Regions from separate parts of the Homo sapiens genome. Here region 1 is linked to region 2. The links are chromatin loops, found by intact Hi-C in ENCODE. Cell type or tissue: dorsolateral prefrontal cortex. All regions are shown on one strand. Each heading gives the region's core, and the rest is flanking DNA. Links, peaks and the distances in the headings are about the cores only. Region 1 overlaps ATP13A4 (ATPase 13A4). Region 2 overlaps ATP13A4 (ATPase 13A4).

Region 1 (11,876 bases), core at 1,176-9,175, 87 kb before region 2:
TAAATGCCCATCAATGGTAGACTGGATAAAGAAAATGTGGTACATATACATGATGGAATACTAGGCAGCCATAAAAAAGAATGAGATCATGTCCTTTGCAGAGACCTGGATGGAGCTGGAGGTCATTATCCTTAGCAAGCTAACATAGGAACATAAAACCAAACTTATATGTGGGAGCTAAATAATGAGAACACATGGACATAGGGGGGAACAACACATACTGGGGCCTGTTGTAGGGTGGAGGGTGGCAGGAGGGAGAGGATCAGGAAAAATAACGAATGGGTACTAGGCTTAATACCTGGACAGTGAATTAATCTGTACAAGAAACCCCCATGACACAAGTTTACCTATGTAACAAACCTGCACATGTACCACTGAACTTAAAATATAGGTTAAAAAAAGGAGTGAAATTGAAAAAAACTCACAAGTTCTGCTCTAAGGATTTCTGTCTAATTGAGTTACAGCCAGCAGACTAACAATGCAATCAAATGAGATCATTGCTATGATCCATGCCACTGCAGCATGCTATGGAAAGCGTTTGGTGGTGTACATACCAGCCTGGGAGGAGGTGGTTCAGTAAAGGAAGGATTCTGGGGCTGAGGGAGAATCATGAGCTTAGGCATGGAGGCATGAGAGTAAGCTGTGAAGACTTAGTTCAGCTCAGGAAAAGCACAGGATGAGGAGTGGTAAGGCCCATCTGGAAAGTTCACTGGGAGTTCAAACCTGAAAGCCTTATATATGATCCTAAAGAAATTTGAGATTATACTGGAGCCTATGAGAGCAACTAAAATAATCGTGAGGTAAAAAATCTGGTCACAGTACAGAGGGCAAATCAAAGTTGAGGAGACTGGAGGCAGAGGGTCAATCCACCAACTATTGAAGTGATGAAGAATGATGAAAGCATGAGCAGGTGCAGAGAAGGACCATGGACTAGCAACTGATGAGACAGAGGCACTAAGGGGGAGTGAGAAATCAGAGATGACACGTAAATGGGGTGGTGGCGGGGGATGGTGGTACCGTGCACCAAAATAGGAAACTGGGAAATACAGGAAATGAGAAAGACACGCTTGGTTTTCGTATTGAATTTGGAATGCCAGTGAGCCACCCAATTGGTGATGACCCATAGGCGATTGAATTAATAGATCAAATGCAGTGGGAACATATTTATCTGGAGATACAGATTTGCCAGGTGTAATCCAAGTCAAGTTACAGACCTGTCTCAGGTTGGCAAAAGCTGGCCACCCTCTCTGGTGCACCTTTCATGAATGCCAGTCGGTCACCTCCCATCTCTTGGACAATGACTGTCATTCTTTGCAGTGCCGATGAGAATGGGAACTGATGCAGGATTGCAATTCCTTCCACTGGGACCTGGTTGAGGGATGGGGAAAGGAGAGGAACATGCTGATACAGCTTCTAGCTACTGGGAATTAACCACTCCTTCCGTAATATTCATTTTAACAAATAAGGGGGAAGGTCTCACCCATTTTCACACCTGAAATTCAAAGACACATCTGTGACCTTTCAAAAACTGGGGGCCAGAAGAGTTTCTCTTTGAGTTTGGGTGTTGTGGGGTGAAGAGCAAGCAGGGCTTACCTGGCTGGCTGTTCTGCAGGGCTTAACTACCATGGCATGTGCCGGCACTCCCTTGATGTGGAAATCGTCCCCAGAAAAAGCCATTTCCTATTTCACAAATAGGATATTTCATTGCAGAGATTTATTTATTGTTTGCCCACTGATGCTATGCTTGAACCCTCCCCTTGAGAAGATCCTCAGACCACCTCAATGTGTTTTCCGTGTCTCTTCCCTCAGAGGTGAACCAGATTTATTCCGCCACAGAAAAAAAGAATGCATTGAAAATGCTGCACAACTTGAAGGGCAGACACTTTTGAATTATTCATGCAATTTATCTTGTTTTCTCTGTTGGAATGTGCTGTGTAAAGGCTCAGTCTCCATTTCTGAAGAGCCTAGCTTGAAAGCCATGCACATGAAGGGCCAGACTTCTTTTGTGTGAAGCAAGCACCTTTCTGTCGTTCTTTTCCTGCACTTCACGGCTCTTCCTGCCCTTGCATGTGTGTCTAATTTGGATGGATGGTTCTCAGGGCTGGGGTAGGGCAGGGCAGAGACTGTGATATACATGGTTAATAATCAGTAATTGCTATAATAATGACCCTAAATTATAGTCAAAGGGACCTTTTACCCAAAGACAACACAGTGCTTTGTAATCATCTCACTGAGTGGCTGACAAGGTCCCAGAGAGAAAACTGCAATCCCTATTTAAAGATATGGAATCAGTAACCCAGAAAAGATGGAGGATTGGCAAAGTTATATTAGATTGCTATGAAATAATGCTCCAGGAGATTTGGAAGGGACCCTGAAGATTGTCTCTTTCAGTGGTGCTCAAAGTGTGCCACCAGAGGCGAGAGCTATATGCAGCTCAGGAGAAAGGAAGGGATTATAGCTAAGTAGTCAGGGATGCAGGTCCCTTAGTCCTCATCTTTAGATCCCACCTTTTATTTCAACTGGAGTAACTCCAGCTATTTAGTCTTTAGAGTGTTTCTGGAGAACGTTTCCTTTTACGAGAAGATTCCAGATTGTTTGTCTTGTTTTGTGTTATGTGAACACCACTGGTCTAATTCAACTTCATTTTATGGTCATGAGAGCCAAAGCCCCAACATGAGAGATAGCTTAATGGGATTCAGCAGTCAGTTAGAGCAGAGACAAAACTAGAATCGGAAAAGCCAGATTCCTGAACGACACTGTTGGCTCTTAAATCTAGTTTAGAGTCTCAACAAAAGCTCTTTAGTGGTTTTCCTTTTTGTTCTTTCTAGTCTTGGAAATAAAATCAATATGAAATTAATAGAAATAAGACTTATAGTCCCCGTGAATCTATGAGTTATCCTGAGCACTGGAGAAAGCAATGTTTTCTGATCCCCATATTCTGGAAAATCTTCGAAACCAGACAATGCTCGGAGAACAGTACAGAGAGACAAGAAATAACTGCATAATAAGTACAATTATATTAATATGATCGAACCTTTAATATTTGCCAGGCATAGTGCCAAGGATTTTCTTACTGCATCATCTCATTTAATCCTCACAATCTCATTATGTAGATGCTATTATTAGCTTCATTGCACAGATGAGGAAACCAGCCTTAGATTGGTTTGCCCTTCACTACCAAATGTACTCCACATTGGAAACCTCACCTTTTATAAGAATTAGATAGCTCTGATATTGCCTATGTTGCTCTGGCATTGAAGAAGCTTCTCAGATTCTCTGAAGAGCAGAGGCTTACCCAGGTGGTGGCTTCAAACATTTTGAGGTCCAGAGGGTCTCCCTGGATGGTCCCATCAAGAAGGATCAGAGAGTGGCAGCTGGCCATCGCTGCACACAGTGGGCCCCATGGCAAAGCCTGGCCTGAGGCAAAGCTGTGAACTTCCTGAAAGCTTAAGGAGAAAAGGAAATGGGTTTCCATTCCATCGCCTCATGCCAAAACAGAGCATCTTGGAGGTGAACAAACATCTTTATAAAAAAATAATTTAATATGCTTTGTTGCATTAATAGCCACTCTCCAATCCTCCCACATTAATAGTGCTTCATTCAGCCAAGTAAGTTCACTGAGTATGAGAAAGGTCTCTGAGTTTTTTCTTTTTCTTTTGGATACAGGGTCTCACTCTATCACTCTGTCACCCAGGCTGGAGGAGGACAGTGGCGTGATCTCGATTCATTGCAACCTCTGCCTCCCAGGTTCTAGCGATTCTCCTGCCTCAGCCTCCTGAATAGCTGGAATTACAGGCAGCCACCACCATGTCAGGCTAATTTTTTGTATTTTTAGCAAGGATGGGGTTTCACCATGTTGGCCAGGCTGGTCTTGAACTCCCAACCTCAGCTAACCCACCTGCGTCGGCCTCCCAAAATGGTGGGATTACAGGCGTGAGCCACTGTGCCCGGCTAAAAACATTTTTCAAATGAACACTGCATCCCCCTCTTCCACCCTGGCCTCTTGTGTCCATATCCCAACCATTATCCCCATCATCTCATTTTAGATAAGAACATAGTCTCATCTAAAAAGCTATTAAAATACAACTCAAATGTCATATGCAGGCTTCCTTCACTAATTCAGAGTGGAGGCCATTAAGTTCAGCTTTGGCGTCACAAGAAGAATGTTGTCTGCAGCTTGGTTAGTCACAGCCCCTTCTCAAATGTGCAGCACAGGCGTTGGTTCTCAAAGCAGCTTACCCTATTAGGAGGACGTTTGAACGGTGGAAGCTTCATCCTACATTGGGGCAGAATCTGCTCCTGGGAGCCAGTAAGGGTCCACTTGCTCCCCCTCCTCCACATGCCAACTTCTTTCAAACTTAGGGATCAACTCTGCCGTCCCCTTCACCCTCTCTCCCTCTGGTGTCGCACAGGAACCTCCGGCTGTTCCTCTAATAACAGCTTGATCAGGCCTCCCTCTCACCTTCCTTATTCTTCTTTTTTGGAAAAGTTCCTAAATTTGTCATTGTCTGATCCTGGAGACCACATTTCAAGACAGACAATTACTTCTGATAATATGGACCCTGAATTTATTTAAAGATAACCTTAAGTTGCTGTAGCCCTTTGTTTTGAAAGCAAACACATCTCAGTGTTAACTCACAATTCAGCCACATGGCTTCCTGGCTTTTGCATTCAAGCTTCCTTTTGTCACACTAAGAGTTCAAAAATGTCCTGGCTTCATATTGACCCTGTTAGTTATACTTATTACTATGTCTTAAAAGAGCAGCTCATCTTGGTGGTTTACCACATACCCAATGGTATTTTAGTAAATATCTAAAAGGAAGAGACCACCAGCAGGACAGTTAACACAGAAACTTAAACGCACACTGAAAAGCAAAATACAGATCAGAAAAAAAATCTTATTTTTACTATGAGACGTACACTGTCACTAGTCCGTAATTCTGAGTGTATAATTCTGCATTCGAGAGGATTGGGCCAGACTCTGTTTAGCACAGCAAATACATAAAGCTCTCTATCATTCCTGTCCACCCATTTTTATCTGAGTATTTCTGGTTATCAATCCCTGATAGCCTTTAATAGTTCTTAAAGTATCTGACACAACAATCAGGGCTTTTTGGAAAGGAAGAAATATCAGAGATGAGCTCACCTTTAACAAGAAGGTATTGAATAGTCTATAAGTCAGGTGCTCACTTCTTACCTAGAATTAATTCTGTTTTGTTTCATTTTATTAATTAAATTTGTCATTTTTTATTTTAAATTGTTTTAATCATTGGAATTCAACTTTGATTGGAAGGCAGGAAGGCAGCAAGGCAGGAAGGAAGGAAGGAAGGAAGGGAGGGAAATGAATCATTTACCTAAACATTATATTAATTGTTATTCCTTAAATGTAACAAGTCACTTTTAGAAACAAAGTTTCCAAAGTTTTATGAATAGTTTGGTGTCAATGGAATAAGAAGAACATTCAAAAGACAGAACATATTGAGTTCATTTTAGATGAGCGATTACTGTGCACCTACTATTTGTGCCTAGTACAGAGCTACAGCACTTAGGATGCAAATCTAAATAAGAACAAGACTGCTCTCAAGATGCTCACATATTTGAACAAATGTACACATATTTTGCAGAAGCTGAAACAGAAAAACACTAATGAACCATGAGACAAAGTATATATCCAAATCTATCTTCTAGGAAAAATGAAAGAACTTTAGAGTTTAACACTTTCAGAGGCCTCTTCTGTACACTAAAGTGGTTAGAAGCACGAGGATCACTTTTTTAATCCAGGAATTAGACTTGTTTCTAGATAGCATTTTAATATGACAATTATTAAACTATGTGTAATTAACATTTTATGGATAAATTACATGTCATAATGCAAAAGAACCACAAAGAACCTTTCATGTACAAAATGCTTTGTGATTTAAGTTATAAGTGTTAGAGGAAAAAACTTTCATTTTCAAACAAAACATAAACGTCAAGTGCATCAGAGATTTCATGTTCTGATTCCACGGGAGTTCGTAGTGAGTTGAAAAAGCGGGCAGAGACGCAAACTCAAACATGGCCACAAGAGGGCCACAGGAGAGGACTGTGCAAATCTTTACCACACCATGCTGAGAACTGTCAAAACCGTCTTTTCTTGCTAGGAAAAAGGAGTTTCAGCCAAGTGCAGTGGCTGATGCCTGTAATCCCAACACTTCAGGAGGCCGAGGTGGACGGATCACCTGAGGTCAGGAGTTTGAGACCAGCCTGGCCAACATGGTGAAACCCCGTCCCTACTAAAAATACAAAAATTAGCCAGGCATGGTGGCAGGCACCTGTAATCTCAGCTACTCGGGAGGCTGAGGCAGGAGAATCGCTTGAACCCAGGAGGCGGAGGTTGCAATGCACCAAGATCATGCCACTGCACTCCAGCCTGGGCGACAAGAGTGAAACTCCGTCTCAAAAAAAAAAAAAAAAGAAAAAAGAGAGTTTCCAGCAGCCAGAAAGTAGAGTTCTCAAAATTTGAATACCAAGAAACATGAGTACACTAGCTACGGTTCTACAAATGTTCCTCTTCCTGAAATTCAGGGTACAAAAGTAAGAGCAGTGTCCTTCCTCCTAGCACATCAAGAGGCTTCAGCTTGAACAAAGAATGTTACCTCCTTAAAGGACAGTGTCCTGGTAATGTCTAAATTACTTATACTGCGTCAACTTCATGCTGGAAGCAAATTATATTTTAGCAAGGATTTGAATGCAGTGTCAAAGCTTCATCTCCAGGATTTGTGAGTGGCATGGGACTGGGTTGGGATGGGGGGAAATGTGTGTGTTTTAGGGAGGCTTTGAAGAATTAAAGATGAGAAGTTAAAAGAAGATACTTTGGCAATCATTGTCCACCAAAGCCAAAGTCCAAATGTCTCCATTCTTAATTTCAAGAGAAAACACGGAATTTTGGAAAAAGAGACACTAGAATGCATTTAGTCCAAGAGTCCAAGGTACTCACCCATTCCTATCACAGGACACGACTCCCCAGAGGTCCAAGCCGTCCCTTGTTAAGGTGCCTGTCTAAACAGAAACAAATGCTCCATTTACTCTGAAGATCCAGGCAAGGAGCGGTGGCTCATGCCTGTAATCCCAGCACTACGGGAGGCGGAGGCAAGAGGATCACTTGAACTCAGGAGTTTAAGACCAGCCTGGGCAACATAATGAAACCACCTCCCTATTTTAAAAAAAAAAAAATCCAGTGGCCCCATAGCGAAGACTCCGTAGTGCAGATAAATAAGGTATTTTTGTAATGAGAAAATACTTCACAAACATATTAACAAGATCAGCACTTCAAGGAGGGGCACAATGGGTGGGTCTCTGGAGTGCCCGTTGGAAGCGTTGATGAGCTCATGCCAGTTGTCTAACAAGCTGGCACTTAATCTTTTCAAACTTTAGTGTCCTCCATAACAACAACAAAAAAAGTATCTTCCTCACAACTTCAGAGGATTGTTTTGAGGATCTAATGGTAGACTGAATGGATGTGAAAGTCCTCGATATAAAATGGGTGAGTCCTAGTTTCATAGCAGAAGTTTAAAATATGTCATTAAAATAAGGAATAGAGTGAAATTTTTACCTGCAGGGCACTGTGAACAGACTCGAAAGAAATGGTTTGCTATTTGGTAAAAAAAAAAAAAAAAAAAAAAAAGGTGGTGGTATTTCTCTCAGTGCAATATTATGGTTAAGAATTCAGGTTAGGTTTAAACACCAGTTGTGTGACCAGAGCAAATTAATCCCCCTAAATATAAGAGCTCTTATCTGTAACATGGTCATAATCTCAGAGAGCTGTGGTGAAGATTAAATGGGATAACATAAAGTGTTTCATTTAATATCTAGCATACAGTAAAAGCTAATAATAATCATAATTATTCATAATTATTGCTCATTTTTTATACAAATTGAGGTCACAATTATCTCTCCCACTCCTGTTTCTTTTTCCAGGTCCGAGGATATAATCTCATAAATAGAATGTCATTTCTTACATTGCTAGTTTGATCACAAAATAATATACAAAATGGTGGCAAGAGTCATGTTGACTTTCTGTTCTTGGTAGATCTTTCTGATATTCCAATAACTATAAAATACAGCCCTGATCCCATTAATTCTCAACTATCAAAACCTTCAGTGTACTGTTGAATGAATATAGCTTCAGTTTGGGAAAATAAAAGAAGTTCTCAAAATGAATAGTAGTGATGGTTGCAGAACAGTGAGAAGGCACTTAATGCCAGTGAACAGTACACTTAAAAATGGCTAAAATAGTAAATTTTATGTTATGTGTATTTTACCACATTTAAAAAGTAAATTAAAGAAAGAAGTCAACAACAGCAACAAAAGCCTTCAAATAACCCTCCACTGCTTAAAATATATGTAAACAATTTCTTAGCCACACATTCAAGGTCCACAGATAGCTTCTCCCATTACCAACATCCTGCTCTAGTCAAAACCACACTCTCTTGCTTTCCTGCCTCCAGGCCTCTACCCATGCTCACCTGTTCACAATGCCCTGAAAGGCATTTCCATCTTATTCTCTCACAACTCCCACCTTCACCCCAGCATATGTGTGTACAGACTAAATAAATACAATAAAAAGACGGTAGAATACGAGGCTGGTTGGGAATAACTGGCAAATAATCAAGGGTAATTTTAAGCAATAAAGTACAGATGGGAAAATACAGCAAAAGCTTGATATGAGTATCATAGTAAGGCACAGTTTAATAAACTCTTCCTTTTTTATTTGTTCATTAATTCAATCGATATTTATTGCACACTAACTATATGCCAGGCAATATTCTCAGCATCAAGGATACAGCAGTGACGATAGCAAAGGGTTTAAATTTTCGTCTTTGTATGAAGGTTTTGACTGCAGAGAAACAGGATGCTACTTTAATTGCTTTTCATAGGATATCAAAGCTGGAAGGACCCAAAAAGATTCTCCTATTTAGTACCCACTTCTCCTCTAAACCTTGGACTCTGCGAGCTCAAGAGACATATCTTTCCCAGATCATGCATCTAACCAGGGATAAAATGAAGACAGGCACCCACATTCTATGTCTCCTGCCTTGCAAGGGGGTAAAAGTAGATATACATGATGACAGCAATGGTAAAAATGATGATAAGAATAAGGATGAAACACACATACCTTGTCAAAGCAGACAAGGTTTAACTGTCCACATACGTTGATCCTCTGGGGGCTAATGCAGAAGATGCCTCTCTTCTTCAGCCTCCTCTGGGCATAGATAATGCCTGTGGTCAGAGCAGCAGGTAGAGCCGGAGGAACCGCAATTGTGATGACGTCAAGGGCTTTCCTCACCACCTCCTCTGGAGGTTCCTGGACGACAGTCATTCTTTAATTATTACAGACAAATCTCTGATGAACAGCATATGACTCTTTGCCTTTTTTTTTTGAGGCGGAGTTTTGCTCTTGTCGCCCAGGCTGGAATACAGTGGTGTGATCTCAGCTCATTGCAACCTCCACCTCCCGGGTTCAAGCGATTGTCCTGCCTCAGCCTCCTGAGTAGCTGGGATTACAGGCACACGCCACCACACCTGGCTAATTTTTGTATTTTTAGTAGAGACGGGGTTTTGCCATGTTGGCCAGGCTGGTCTTGAACTCCTGACTTCAGGTGATCCACCTGCCTTGGCCTCCCAAAGTGCTGAGATTACAGGCATAAGCCACCTTGCCCGGCCTTCCTTCTTTTTGTTTACTTCTTTAGGTCAAATTTCAAGAAATGATATCAGTGGGTTAAAGGCATGACCATGTTTATAGCTCTCACTATCTTTCACCAAATAGCAATAAAAAACCCATGTGATTTATATTGTTACCAGCAAAACAATAACGTACTAGTCTGCCATGACCTCACCAAAACTGGGTGTCTGATTTTATTTAAAATCCCTTGCTCAATAGCTCTAAATATGCTACTTTATTGAAAGAAATATATTCTCAGATTGAAAAGAAAAAATGGTATAAAGTGTGAGGAAAAGAGAAGTACACTGATATATCAATAAACAGATTGTTTTATCCCATTATCCCATGAAACCTGTTTGTTATTATGGAACTTAGTGATCAATTGCTGACTGGGATCTGGAAGTCTATACGTAGGCATCAGTGCTTGGTTTTGTTTCCCAGGTTTGTAAACCACATCCTAGGTTAAGGCCAACATGCACAGTACAAAATATACAGAGATGAGTGTGTGTGCATTTAATAAAAGAGCAAAGACAGCTTACCCCACTAAGCACATAGACACACAGAGTATAGATCATCCCAATGGTGGCTGTTCCTACAAGGCACAGGAGGAACCTGATGGCATCCCTGTACAACTGAAAATTCACTGGCTTAGGGTAGAGAATGGATCTCACAAGGTCTCCCTTTGCAGTGTTGAATCCTGGAACAACAAACACACACCCCACACTCTCAGGAGACCAACGCTACTGCTAGCTCTTCCAAACCTCAACACTGCCTTTGTTTTTCTCTGCTGATATTTGAACAGTGTTTAAGCTCAAAGGCAATTGAAAGATAACTAGAAAAATACATAAATGCTGGAACGGAAATCTCTATCTCAGAGCCCAGTACTCTCTCTGGCCTTCCTTCCCTCTACTTCCAATTTCAATGCATCCTGGAGATAGAAAACCGCCGTACTGGGTGCACAGCACAGCTTTGCCAAATAGCATTTTATTTTAAGAAAATGACTCAAACGTGTGCACGCACACACATGTCACTGAATTGAAATTAAGTGGTCCAGTAAATACTGATGGACTCACTTTTCTAATACTTTGCAATGTTAAATTTTCAGTTTCTAGCCCACCCTGGAAAGAACTTGGGATTCAGGATGAGACCTGAGTTCTAGGTCCAGCTCTGTCAATTGCTGGCCATGGTATTTTTTTAAGTTCATTTGAATTGTGTGGCCTCAGCCTATTCATGGACATAGCAGAAACAGTAAGCATCTCTGCTCTGCTTGTTTGATATTGTGAAAATAGTTTATATACTGCAAAGGCACATACATAATAATTATTGTTATCAGTACTATCATTTTTACTAACAGGCATATGCCATAGTTCAATTGGTATTTAAAATATATGGATTTATATATATATGATGTGTTTTGTACCTGTAGGTAAGACTTCTCCTTGTCTATGGGTCCAAAAAAAAATGGAAAGAATGAATAAGATCTACTATTTGATAGTACAAAGGGTGACTATAGTCAATAATAACTTAATTATATATTTTTAAATAACTTAAAATGCATAATTGGATTGTTTGTAACTCAAAGGACAACTGCTTGAGGGAATAGATACCCCCTTCTCCATGATGTGCTTATTTCACATGGCAGGCCTGTGTCAAAACATCTCAGGTATCCCATAAGTATATACACAGCTACTATATACCCACAAAAATTAAAAATTAAAAAAATATGATTATAAAGAAAAAACAGCTTCTCTTTACCTAATAAATTTAAGGCACTAGACAAACTGGGCAAAAGTATACCATTAAAAATAAGAAAAAGGAGGGGATGCTAACCAGTCTGCAGTACCACGGCTCTCACGGTCCCAGAGCAAGCTGCCTTGGCCTGGATAACCTCTGTTCCACAGAAGAGGACATGCCGCTTGTAATCCGCTTCACTCTGTGTTTTCCAGGGCACAGAGCTATCCATCTTGGGTAACGGAGTTTTGGTGACTGGAATACTTTCTCCTACAGAAAACAAGCATCTTGTTTTGTGAGGCAGGATGGCTTCCCTCATTTAAATCATGCCTGCACCCACTCATCATACAACAGACATTTTTTTTGTGAGCCTACCATGTGGCAGAGACAACCCTAGGTATTGGGGATACAAGCATAAACATAGTTCTTACTTCTAAGAGGTCTG
Region 2 (11,876 bases), core at 3,781-11,780:
TTCACCCCGTAACATGTTCTGCTTGGTCATAATTGATCCTTTAAATGAACATACTGCCTTTCTTGGAAATTCCTTGAAGAAAGAGAGGCTTCATGACTTGTCTGTCACATAGTTCTTCCTCATACTTCTCCGTGATGGTGAATAGCAAATGTGGCAATTCTGTGCCTCCAAACCGCATCCCTCATGACAACGGAGCCACTAATGAAGAGATGAGCTCCACCTTAGATCTTTACTCCTGACAGGAGTATTAAAAGTCAAACTGGCCTCACAAATGTGTAGACCTCCAAAGGGTAGGATTTTAGGTCACTAAGGCTCTCTGCCAAAAAAAAAAAAAAAAAAAAAAAAAAACCCTTCTAGCTTATACAAAACACAAGACAAGATTTATACACAGAAATAATCACTGCAATATTACTAGTAATGCCAAATAGAAGGCAATCAATGTATATCAGTAGGGCAATTATTAAATACTATTATATAGCCATTAAAAGAATGTTTATTAAGTATTTTAATATGAGGGAAATATACGTAATTACATATGAAGAGAAACAACATAAAATCATGCAGTATGATGTTAAATTTAATTGAAAAAAAAGGTGGAACACAAACAAAATAAGACTGGAAAGTAAATACATCAAGCAAAATACTAATGGTATTTGCCGTGGGTGACGGCATCATTGTGATTCTTCTTTTACATTATAATTTTCTATATTTTATACATTTTATTCATTGAACATGTTTCACTTTTAAAATCAGAACAATAGGGCCGGGCGCGGTGGCTCACGCCTGTAATCCCAGCACTTTGGGAGGCCGAGGCGGGCAAATCGCGAGGTCAGGAGATCGAGAGCATCCTGGCTAACACGGTGAAACCCCGTCTCTACTAAAAATACAAAAAATTAGCCGGGCGTGGTGGCAGGCGCCTGTAGTCCCAGCTACTCGGGAGGCTGAGGCAGGAGAATGGCGTGAACCCGGGAGGCGGAGCTTGCAGTGAGCCGAGATCGAGCCACTGCACTCCAGCCTGGGCGACAGAGCGAGACTCCTTCTCAAAAAAAAAAAAAAAAAAAAAATCAGAACAATAAATAGTGTTTTTTGAAAAGCCTTTTTCTACCTGCTCACAGATTATTTTACAAAGATATTATCTGATCACAGATTATCTATCTGTGATTATCGATCACAGATTATCTATCTGTGATTATCGATCACAGATTATCTATCTGTGATTATCGATCACAGATTATTAACCTGCTTACAGATTATTTCACAGAGATATTATCTCTGACAAAAGAGAAAAAAATCACCTTCAGGGACCTGAAAACTTTAAATACTATTTTTTCAGTTAGTTCACTGATTATATACTGACCATCAGATTGGAAATTCTGTTTCTTTCTTTGTTTGTTTGTTTGTTTGGACTACCCCACCCCATTTTTCTCACTCCAAGTAACAGTATCCAATACCCCAATATTCTTCTGGCAAACTACACCCTTCACTATTTGCAGCTGATGTGCTTCATGCAGAGTTGACTCTGACCCCAACTCTAGGAGAGGGCATGTGACAACAAGCATAGTATTCCAATGGCCACACAAATAAATTTAAAAAGCAAAAATGATTCAGTCAGAGCCAGTGAGAAGAAAGAGTATTTGGCTAAGACTATTGAAAGAAAGGCAAGTTCTTTTTTCCACTTGAAGTGGTACCTGGGGATGTGTAATCCTAGAGTTATCAGAGGGCTCCTTGTGAAGTATAACAATAAAACCCAGCTTGGAAGTTGTGTCCATGGCAATCAGGCAAGAGAAAGAAATAAAGGGTATTCAAATAGGAAAAGAGGAAGTCATACTGTCTCTGCTTGCAGATGGCATGATCCTATATCTAGAAAACCCCATCATCTCAGCCCAAAAGCTTCTTAACCTAATAAACAACTTCAGCAAAGTCTCAGGATACAAAATCAATGTGCAAAAATCAAAAGCATTCCTATACACCAACACTAGACTAGCAGAAAGCCAAATCATGAACTCCCATTCACAATTGCTACAAAGAGAATAAAGTACTTAGGAATACAGCTAACAAGGGAAGTGAAGAATCTCTTCAAGGAGAATTAGAAAACTCTGCCCAAGGAAATGAGAGAGGACACAAACAAATGGAAAAACATTCCATGCTCATGAATAGGAAGAATCAATATCATGAAAATGGCCACACTGCCCAAAGTAATTTATAGATTCAATGCTATTCCCATTAAACTGCCATTGACATTCTTCATAGAATTAGAAAAAAACTACTTTAAAATTTATATGGTACCCAAAAAAAAAAGAGTCCCCATAGCCAAGACAATCCTAAGCAAAAAGAACAAAGCTGGAGGCATCAGGCTACCTGACTTCAAACTATACTACAAGTCTGCAGTAACCAAAACAGCATGGTACTGGTACAAAAACAGACACATACACCAATGAAACAGAATAGATATCTCAGAAAGTACACCACACATCTACGTCCACCTGATCTTTGACAAACCTGACAAAAACAAGCAATGGGGAAGGGATTCCCTATTTAATAAATGGTGCTGGGAAAACTGGCTAGCCATATGCAGAAAATTGAAACTGGACCCTGTCCTTACACCTTATACAAAAATTAACTCAATATGGATTAAAGTCTTAAATGTAAAACCCAAAACTATAAAAAACCTAGAAGAGGCCAGGCACGGTGGCTCACGCCTGTAATCCCAGCACTTTGGGAGGCCGAGGTGGGCAGATCACAAGGTCAGGAGATCGAGACCATCCTGGCTAACATGGTGAAACCCTGTCTCTACTAAAAAATACAACAAAAATTAGCCGGGTGTGGTGGTGGATGCCTGTAGTCCCAGCTACTGGGGAGGCTGAGGCAGGAGAATGGCGTGAACCCAGGAGGCGGAGCTTGTAGTGAGCTGAGATCGCACCACTGCACTCCAGCCTGGGCAACAGAGCAAGACTCCATCTCAAAAAAAAAAAAGCCTAGAAGAAAATCTAGGCAATACCATTAAAAACATAGGCACAGGCAAAGATTTCATGACAAAAACTTCAAAAGCAATTGCAACAAAAGCAAAAATTCATAAATGGGATCTAATTAAGCTAAAGAGCTTCTGCACAACAAAAGAAACCATCATCGGAGTGAACAGACAATTTACAGACTGAATGAAAATGTCTGCAGTCTATCTGACAGAGGTCTAATATCCAGAAACTATAAGGAACTTGAACTTTTATAAGAAACAAACAACCCCATTGGCAAATGGGCACATGGAAAAGAATGCAGAAACCACTAAGAATAAGTAAGCAACACTAAACTAGTCTTGCCAAACCAACCTCATATAGTCTTTTGATAGCCGATCTTAACCAACTGGTTAGGACAATCATTAACACACACTTTATCTGATTTTCAAAAGTCTCTCTTGAGGATTTTTGCTTCTGAATGTAGAATGCTACAAAGAACATCACACTCCCCCTAACAACCAGGAAAAAATAGAGATAATCCACGAAGTCATAAATTTTCTTGAACTCATCAGATAGCTAAGGTTTCAAGGAAATCAAGTAAACCAAATTCCAAAGAACAAGTTCTTCCAAAAAGAAACAGGTTAAAACAATGTTTTTACCTTTTGCATCTCATGAAAGTGATGTTGGCCATATGAGTGATAAGAAGAAATGAGCTAAAATTTTAACAAATTTATAAAGTCCAAGTTTGGACTACAGCATCAGTTTAGCTTGAATATCTAAAGGTCTGAGACTCAGAAAGAGGCTGGCATCCACTCAGAAACTCTTCTTCCCAAGCATCAGTTGGTGTTCATCAGACAGACTGGGGGCAGAGGAGGACATCAGAGAGAGCTCCCTTTGGCAGCATAGGTCTGAAGGAGGTGACTAATGGCTCCAGGAGACAGGCTCAACTTCCCTCTTACTTCTCTGGACTCTTCTCTCCTACTATTTAAGCTTCTGGAATGAGATAGTAACTGACAAAGGCCAATTACTTCTAAGTAAGAAACCATCTGCCAGGACACAAGCAAAAATCAATTGAAGCCGGATGAAGGATAAAGGCAAAAACTTTTACCATTCACTATTCTGAAACCAGGATTCTACATTAAAATCAAATGAAATTAATAGCTAGTGGAGAAGCAAGAAACTCTCACCTAAGAAAACTACAAGTATAAGACAGATTTGGCTGCCACAGAGAGGGAGAATATGAATATTGACAAAGCACTACTCCCTGAAGCTAAGATACAAAGGGATTACCTAAGACTAAGTCTGGACAAGTGCAACAGATAACCCTGTCTACCTCTACTACAAGCCTAGCACTGAGTCATAAGCCCAGGAGGATACCACTGGGAGAGAAACAGGAGCACAAAGAGAGACCACTTCTACAATACAGGAATGCATAGATGACGAAAAAGTGAAGGAGTATCCAGATGATTTGATTTCAACACCTGTGATCCTAATCACTTCTAAGCCCAAAAGATCAGAGATTTAAGACTTATACAAAAAGGGATCTGGAGGTTTTGTTTCTCACAAGTTCAAAATAAGCCCAAAGTATAAAATAACTGCTAAACTAATAAGTACTGTGTGGGGCTTATGTAGCAGTACTAGTACTGGTACTGGTAATAACAGGCTACATCAAAAGCATAAAGTACACTGAGATATGAGCAGAAGGTTTGAAGTCAATCTGCCTATGCTTAATTTCTGTTTTTTTTGCTTCTTAGATGCCAGATTTGGGTATATTATATAGTTTCTCAGTGCCTCCTTTTGTAAGATTGAGGTTAACAACCCACTTGAGTCAGGAGAGAAGAGAGAAACTCATAATATATGCACACATTTTTCAATTCATCTCATCAGAAATATATCAAATAAAGTCAATGTGACATGTTAAATATAAACATGAAATAAGATAGTCTCAGATCTCTCCATCTACCCAAACTTAATTCTTGGATAGTTTTGTTTTAGAACTGGCCTCAAAACATGAAGCATTTTTCACAATATTATCTTCTAAGTACTGATTCTGAAACTCAAGTACCAGAGTTTCAAAATCCTTCAGCCATAGTTCCCCCAAGAAGGCAACAGATTCTGGAAATGCTGAAGTGATTACAGTTTTAGCCAGGGCCCTGCATGTGTACCCACTGAAATCAGAGTGTCCTGGCCTGAGGACATTATATTTCTCTGGAAAGCATTCAGGACATTTGGGCCTCCTCTCTGTTCTTTTTCTGAGGGGCCATTTCAGGTACAGCTGTACTCATTGTCCACAAGAATAGCCTTAGGCTGAGGGAAAAGTTGAGGAGATGGTATTCTGAGCTGCCTTTCAACTCTACCCAGCCTGTGGTTTCAGGCAGCTTACCAAGGTTTATATGAAGGGCACTCAGAAGTAGCTATGAGCCAATTTGTCAAGTCAACCTACTCTGTCTAGTCTTCACAAAGCCTTGAAATGGGCACCCAAAATGAATCTCTTCTGGATCCATCGGCAAATGACTAACTCCCTCACCAAAGTGCCAACTCAAGTTCCTGTGCTCTGTCTTCCATGGGCCTGAGGACCCTATACGGTTCGGCACTGTTAATCATTTGCCAATAGATTTACTCCTTATTTCGTTATTTATGAGTAATTGACACAACAACTGCCATAAATTTCCAGTTCCCATTTGATTTAATGTTTCCAGATATGCTTTTTCTTTCCTTGACCAAAAAATTCACAGCACTTTGAAAAAAAAATGAGTATTACTTAAATTTCTTAAGATGTTTCACAGCGATTTTATCTGTTTTCAAAATGTTTAAATTGTGTGTGTGTGTGTGTGTGTGTGTGTGTGTGTGTGTGTGTGTGTGTGTGTTTTGGCAAGGACCCCAAGAAATCATCTGTATTGAGCCTCGGTTCAATCCAGTAAGGTATTATTATTGAAACTGGCCCAATTGTCTCATAGAAGTGATCTTTATAGTCTTTTAAAATAAAAATATTAAAATTGACTCAGGTCTTGAAGATTGAAACTTACATTTGGCCCTCCCTTAGGAAACCCACCCTCAGGACTCCTGAATAGTATCAAGGAACTGAAACTCACCAGATCATCACATTCAGACAGTGAGAAACCAGGTCCCTCATTCCTCATGATTTCCTTACCACTCCCTAATTCCTGTTTACCCAATGTAGTTACTTACATTCCTTTCCTGCTGCATAAACCCCAATTGTAGTCAGTCAGGATATGGATTTGAGACTGATCTCCCATCTTCTCAGCTGCAGCACCCAAATGAAAGTCATCTTCCCTGGCAATACTTGTTGTCTCAGTGATTGGCTTTCTATGCAGCCAGCAGCAGGACCTAGACTGAAACCCTGGTGTTTTGGTAACATTATCTCCACCTTGTAAATAGGCCAGTGTTAAAGAGAGGTGAAGTGCTGCATGGTTGTAAGAATAAATAATGTTAGAGCCAACACAACAATGTTGGTCTCCAGCCTCCTGATGTTGTGTTTCTTTCAATTACACCCTAATGTTTTTTCTACCATCAGCAACTAAAGTAGCACTTCCAAAATTTAACAAAAACAAGAGGCAACAAACCATTATTTAAGGCAAGGACTTAAGCCATGGCCTGCCATTTACTTTGCCAAACGAACCTGGTAATGTCACTTAACCTCCCTATGCCTAAATTTTCGTATTCATAAAAGAGAGATGACAGTTCCTTAGTGGGTTGCTGAGAGGATTAAATAAATTACTATGTGTAAAGTTCTTAGTCCCGAACTTGGCTCAGATCAATCACCATATAAGTATTTGCTCTTACTATTGCCATCCCTACTCTCAGCTTGCTCCTACTTTTCCTTTGGGGATTAAATGGCATTATCATCTTTCCTCACTGGACAAGCTAAGAACCTTAGAGACATCCTTAATAACTACTCATCCTGTTACCTCTTCTTTCTTACTTCCCAGTCTTTGGATTATGAAGTCTTCTTAATTCTATCATTTAAATATCTATTAAATCCATTTTTTACTCAGCGTCCTGTCTGACAAGACTATATAGTTTAGTCCTATTCCTCTCACCTGGACTATTTCAAATACTTCCTCACTGTTCTCTCTTCCAACCAACTTTGCTCACTCAATGATGTAACATCCTTTAAAATATCCTACCATATTACTCTCTGCTTCAAAACTTCCAGTGGCTTCCACATTGTGTCATCCAGGCTGGCATCACAATCATTCTGACCAAATCCAGCTCCACCATCAAAGATTCTAATTCAGTAGGTCTAGAATGGCACCTAGGAATCTATTTTGTGTGTATTCCCCCACCTGATTCTATAGATCAATATTTGAGAATCATTGGAAAGGATACTCATTAGAATGCCTTATAAAGTTCTTCAAAATCATACTCCACCCTCCAGGCAAATGAAATGTCATCTTTCCCCTTGAAGTTTTCTTTGACTAAATTGTTCCTTCTTCTGTGTTCCCACAGTTCTGTATGCATAGCTCTCAATATGATACCTATTATATCACACTTTCATTATATTTGTAGCCCTGGGTTCCTAACTTGCAGGGACAACTTCATGGGCACACAACCTGTGTGGTCACACAGGGCCCACACTCAGAAGGGCCCTACGCTCAGAAGGTCCCTACACTTGGCTTAATGCTCTGCTATCACCATCCTGAAATTCTTAATAATTGTTGAACAAGGGACACCTCGTTTTCACTTTGCACTGGGTCTTGCAAATTATGTACTCAGCACGGCCACTCGATTGTGAGCTGCTTGAAAACAGAAGCTATTTGCTATTCTTTCAAAATCCTCCTTGGTTAGCACAGAGGACTCCTGGCAAAAAGTAGAGGTTTCTTAAATACTTGTTGGGTTTATACATGAATGGATGAAAAGATAAAGTATCTCATAGAAAAATAGTATAGTATGGTTAATTAACTCTGAAGAATAAGCTTTTGTTATTCTTGGGGGAGAGGAGGACTAATTGATAAAATCCTGAGACTATTGACCATTGACCTCTCCAAATAAATAACATAACATTTTCTAGGTTTATTTTTAAATTACTCAAACCACTCCTACTTTTGAGCTCTGCTGCATCCCTGTTCTCAGAATGCAAAATTGCAGTTAATAGAGCTTGCAATTACGCTATCATGCCCGGAGTTTTTGTGCCAGGTACTGTGTTAAATTCTGGGTGTAATGGGAAGGGGAAGGGATAAGCCAAGAAAATGTTAATTGAGCAGGGTCCCTGTCTTCAAGAAGCAATTAAATTTCACTCCTCTAAAATTTATATCGAAGATGAGTTGACTTCATGGGAGTTCTGCAGCAATGAATTGAGAATAAAGACATTAGACTTGGCCAGTGGCCCAGCTTCCTGAACATTTCAAATGACAAAATGTCTCAGCCTGAACACAATTCCCCCACTATGAGATCTGTGGGTTCACTAGTTAACATTGGCAACTGACTCAGAGGTGCTCATGGAGCATAATAAACAAGTGGCTATTGAGGTGGGGGAGGTGCTTTTGCTCCCGGGTGTTAGAGAAGAAAAGACGAACATCAGCTATCAAAGTGAGCCAAGTAATTGGTGGAAAAAAATGTTCCTAGCTCCTGCTGAAGGCATGACAGGACTTCCAATGTGGTAACGACCACACACCACCCTGCTGCCACGTTATGTGCCCATTACTAGGTTCTCCGAAATGACATGGAAGTCCAAAAAGAGTTTACCGTGCTTTTCCACTGCTAGTTTTTAGTTACCCACTACTGGTTGGTATAATATCAGTTACAAAATTAAGAGATTCTAGTTGAAAACATATAAATGCCAATAAACATACAAAGATGTGTTCAACTTCAAATCAAGGAAATGTAAAAATAATACAACCACAGAATATCAATTTTGTATACTGAATGAGCCAAAGTTAAAAAGACTGATAATTTTCAATGTCAGCATGAATGGAGGAGAAAGCAAGTATTCTCAAAAAAGACTGCTAATCCGAGTATACATTGGTACAACTATAACTTCTGAAGGGTAATTTGGCATGATGTGTTAATCCAAATTTAAAATGCATGTCCCCTTTGAGGCAGTAATAATAATTCTAGGCCTTTACCTTAAGGAAATAATCTGAAAAATAAATAAATATCTAAGTACAAAGTTGTTCATCACAGCAAAAAAAAAAAATTAGAAATAATAGCTGTGCAACACAGGAAACCTGCTAATACAGCACAATTCATCCAAACACAACTTGAACATTGAAATGGTTATGTGACACTATAATTATCAAATATATATATATATATAGAGAGAGAGAGAGAGAGAGAGAGATCCATAAAGCATTTGTAAGTATAATGGAAAGTCTAATTTTTTTTAAAGTAGAGATAGAATCACTCCATTTTTGTTAAAAAATACATATTGGCCAGGTGTGGATGCTCACGCTTATAATTCCAGCACTCTGGGAGGCCAAGGCAGGTGGATCTCTTGGGTCCAGGAGTTTCAGACCAGCCTGGGCAACATGGTGAAACCCTCTCTCTACATAAAATACTGGAAAATTAGCCAGGCATGGTGGCATGCGCCCGTGGTCCCAGCTACTCAGGAGGCTGATGTGGGAGGATCACCTGTGCCTGGGAGGTTGAGGGTGCGGTGAGCTATGATCACACCATTGCACTCCAACCCAGACAGAGACCCTTTCTCCAAAAAAAACTAACATGAAAAAGATACATATTTCTAAGTATATGTATATTTTTTAAGAATAGAATTTTTAAATCAATGGAATAATCTTGTTTTGCCATGATGCAAACAAACGGATGATATCCAAAAACAATATTCATGTTGTTTTTCAACATGTAGCGGGGAAAAGGGAAATTATGAGGCAACAATATGTTCAGTGATGTGCTGGTAAGTATTTAACAAATGGCCTTCAGGCGGGGCAGGGTGGAAGTCCCGTTGTAGTATCCACAGATTTCTGTGGCATAAATAGCACCAACATTATTTATTTCAAGCTACCAATGTGATGTCACTGAATTAGGAGTTCGGAAGAAATACAATTGCACCATGCTGTGTAATACCACTACCTAGTATTTCCATGATACAGATAAATTAGGTGCAAATAATCTCAAAAGCACAGATAAGTATGAAGATAGAGCAAAATAGTTAGAAAGTGGTGAATTTTAGGTTTTTTTTTTTTTTTTTTTGAGACGGAGTCTCACTCTATCCCCCAGGCTGGAGTGCACTGATATGATCTCAGCTCACTGCAGCCTCAACCTCCTGGACCAAAGCGAGCTTCCCACCTGAGCCTCTCAAGTAGCTGGGACTACAGGTGGATACCACCACATCCAGATAATTTTTTTGTATTTTTATAGACAGGGTTTCACTATGTTGCCCAGGCTGGTCTGGAACTCCTGGGCTCAAGCAATCTGCACGCCTCAGCCTCCCAAAGTGCCGGGATTACAGGCTTGAGCCATGGCGCGCAGCCTGCATTTTTTATTGACATGTCTGGTGGTAAACTCATGAAGCATATTTACTTCATTCTTTAGATCCTTATTTGCCATTTCAATATTTTTACAATAAACATATGTTACCTTTATAATCAGAAAAGAATTCAAAGGTTTTTTTATTTTTTGTCTTATTTGTTAAGGCCTAGAGAAAAATATCAGGGAACGTTACTTTTTAAAAGTCTCACTGGAACAAAACACTTCCCCAAAAGATTGATTGTGTTAAGGTGTAACTAAAGAGCAATGTTAGAATCAATTAAGCCATGATACCTTCGTTCAGCCATGGTATAAGGAAATGGTTCTAAATTCCTTCAAAATAGAAATACAAAACGTCAGGACTCAAAGAGATTTGTGCTCCCAGACATTCTCATACTCTCACTTTACAAATAAGGAAGCTAAAAAAGGTAGGTGTTTTCCCAACGTATGCACAAGGTAAGTAGAAGATAACCCAGCTCCTCTCCATTTATAAGTGGTCTCTACGGCCTATGAATAAAAGTACATATTCCTGGCCAGGTGCGGTGGCTCATGCCCATAATCCCAGCACTTTGGGAGGCTGAGGCAGGTGGATCACAAGGTCAAGAGATTAAGACCATCCTGGCCAACACGGTGAAACACCATCTCTTCTAAAAATACAAAAAATTAGCCAGGCATGGTGGCATGCAGCTGTAGTCCCAGGTACTCGGGAGGCTGAAGCAGGAGAAACACTTGAACCCAGGAGGCAGAGGTTGCAGTGAGCCGAGATCACGCCACTGCACTCCAGCCTGGCAACAGAGCAAGACTCCGTGTAACAAAAAGAAAAAAAAAAAGTACATATTCCTTTTGGTATAACTGAATGGCAAGAGATGACCTCATTTTTGTGGGATAGTATTTACTCAATTGGTTAATTGCTAAGCCCTTGGCTTTTCCTACCTTTATTTAGATGATAGCAGCTCACACCTCGCCAGAACTGTTTACTTCTCAAAACATGTTTATATGGATTATCTCCACTGATCTTCATGAGAACTCTGTGAGTCTGGTGGGGGTAAGAAGGACCAGTCCTATTTTACAGGTATAAAAACTGAGGCTAGAGCAGGCAAGCGGCTGGCCCAAGGCCGGTGAGAGCCAGGCCTCCCGTCCCGTCCCAGTGCTCTCCCAGAGTTTCCTCCTCGAAGCCTTTCTGAGGCAGTCATTTAGGTGAACCTTCGCTGAAGGCCACTTTCTCACCTTTCCTTCCTTCTCCCTCCAAAAGCTTCTTTCTACCTTTGGGTCCTGTCTCATTTCGCAGTTAAAGATATTATTTTCAGGTCACCTAGGGTTGCTCTTTAGTTCCTGTTTGCTTTTGGTTTGTTACTTGTTTATTTATTTATTTTTATCTATTTACTTATTTTTGAGACAGAGTCTTGCTCTGTTGCCAGGCTGGAGTGCCATGGCGCGATCTTGGCTCACTGCAACCTCTGCCTCCCAGGTTCACGCCATACT

The links. Hi-C counts contacts between places; a loop is a spot of excess contacts. Peaks named below come from ENCODE experiments on the same cell type or tissue, not always from the same donor. Only the 100,000 strongest peaks of a DNase experiment are listed, where the experiment ranks them.
Region 1: a loop joins it to region 2, with 2.1 times the contacts of the local background. A loop is called at or near these places in 3 of 110 quality-filtered maps.

What each region holds. Positions count from the first base shown.
Region 1 is chr3:193,455,786-193,467,661 of GRCh38, forward strand. It overlaps ATP13A4 (ATPase 13A4), which reads right to left. Exons shown (of 30, transcript NM_032279.4): 10 at 11,531-11,701; 11 at 10,240-10,397; 12 at 9,155-9,343; 13 at 6,977-7,038; 14 at 3,296-3,446; 15 at 1,594-1,680; 16 at 1,215-1,368. Among named protein-coding and RNA genes, the nearest start is that of ATP13A5, 83 kb to the left of the region's middle. In dorsolateral prefrontal cortex, for the core only: a CTCF peak has its summit at 6,065 (motif pointing right); a DNase peak (open chromatin) is centred at 6,076.
Region 2 is chr3:193,540,207-193,552,082 of GRCh38, forward strand. All of the region lies in intron 1 of ATP13A4 (ATPase 13A4), which reads right to left. Among named protein-coding and RNA genes, the nearest start is that of ATP13A4-AS1, 7.1 kb to the right of the region's middle. In dorsolateral prefrontal cortex, for the core only: no CTCF peak of the experiment used is centred there; a DNase peak (open chromatin) is centred at 8,405; H3K4me3 peaks cover 2,138 bases; H3K27ac peaks cover 7,263 bases.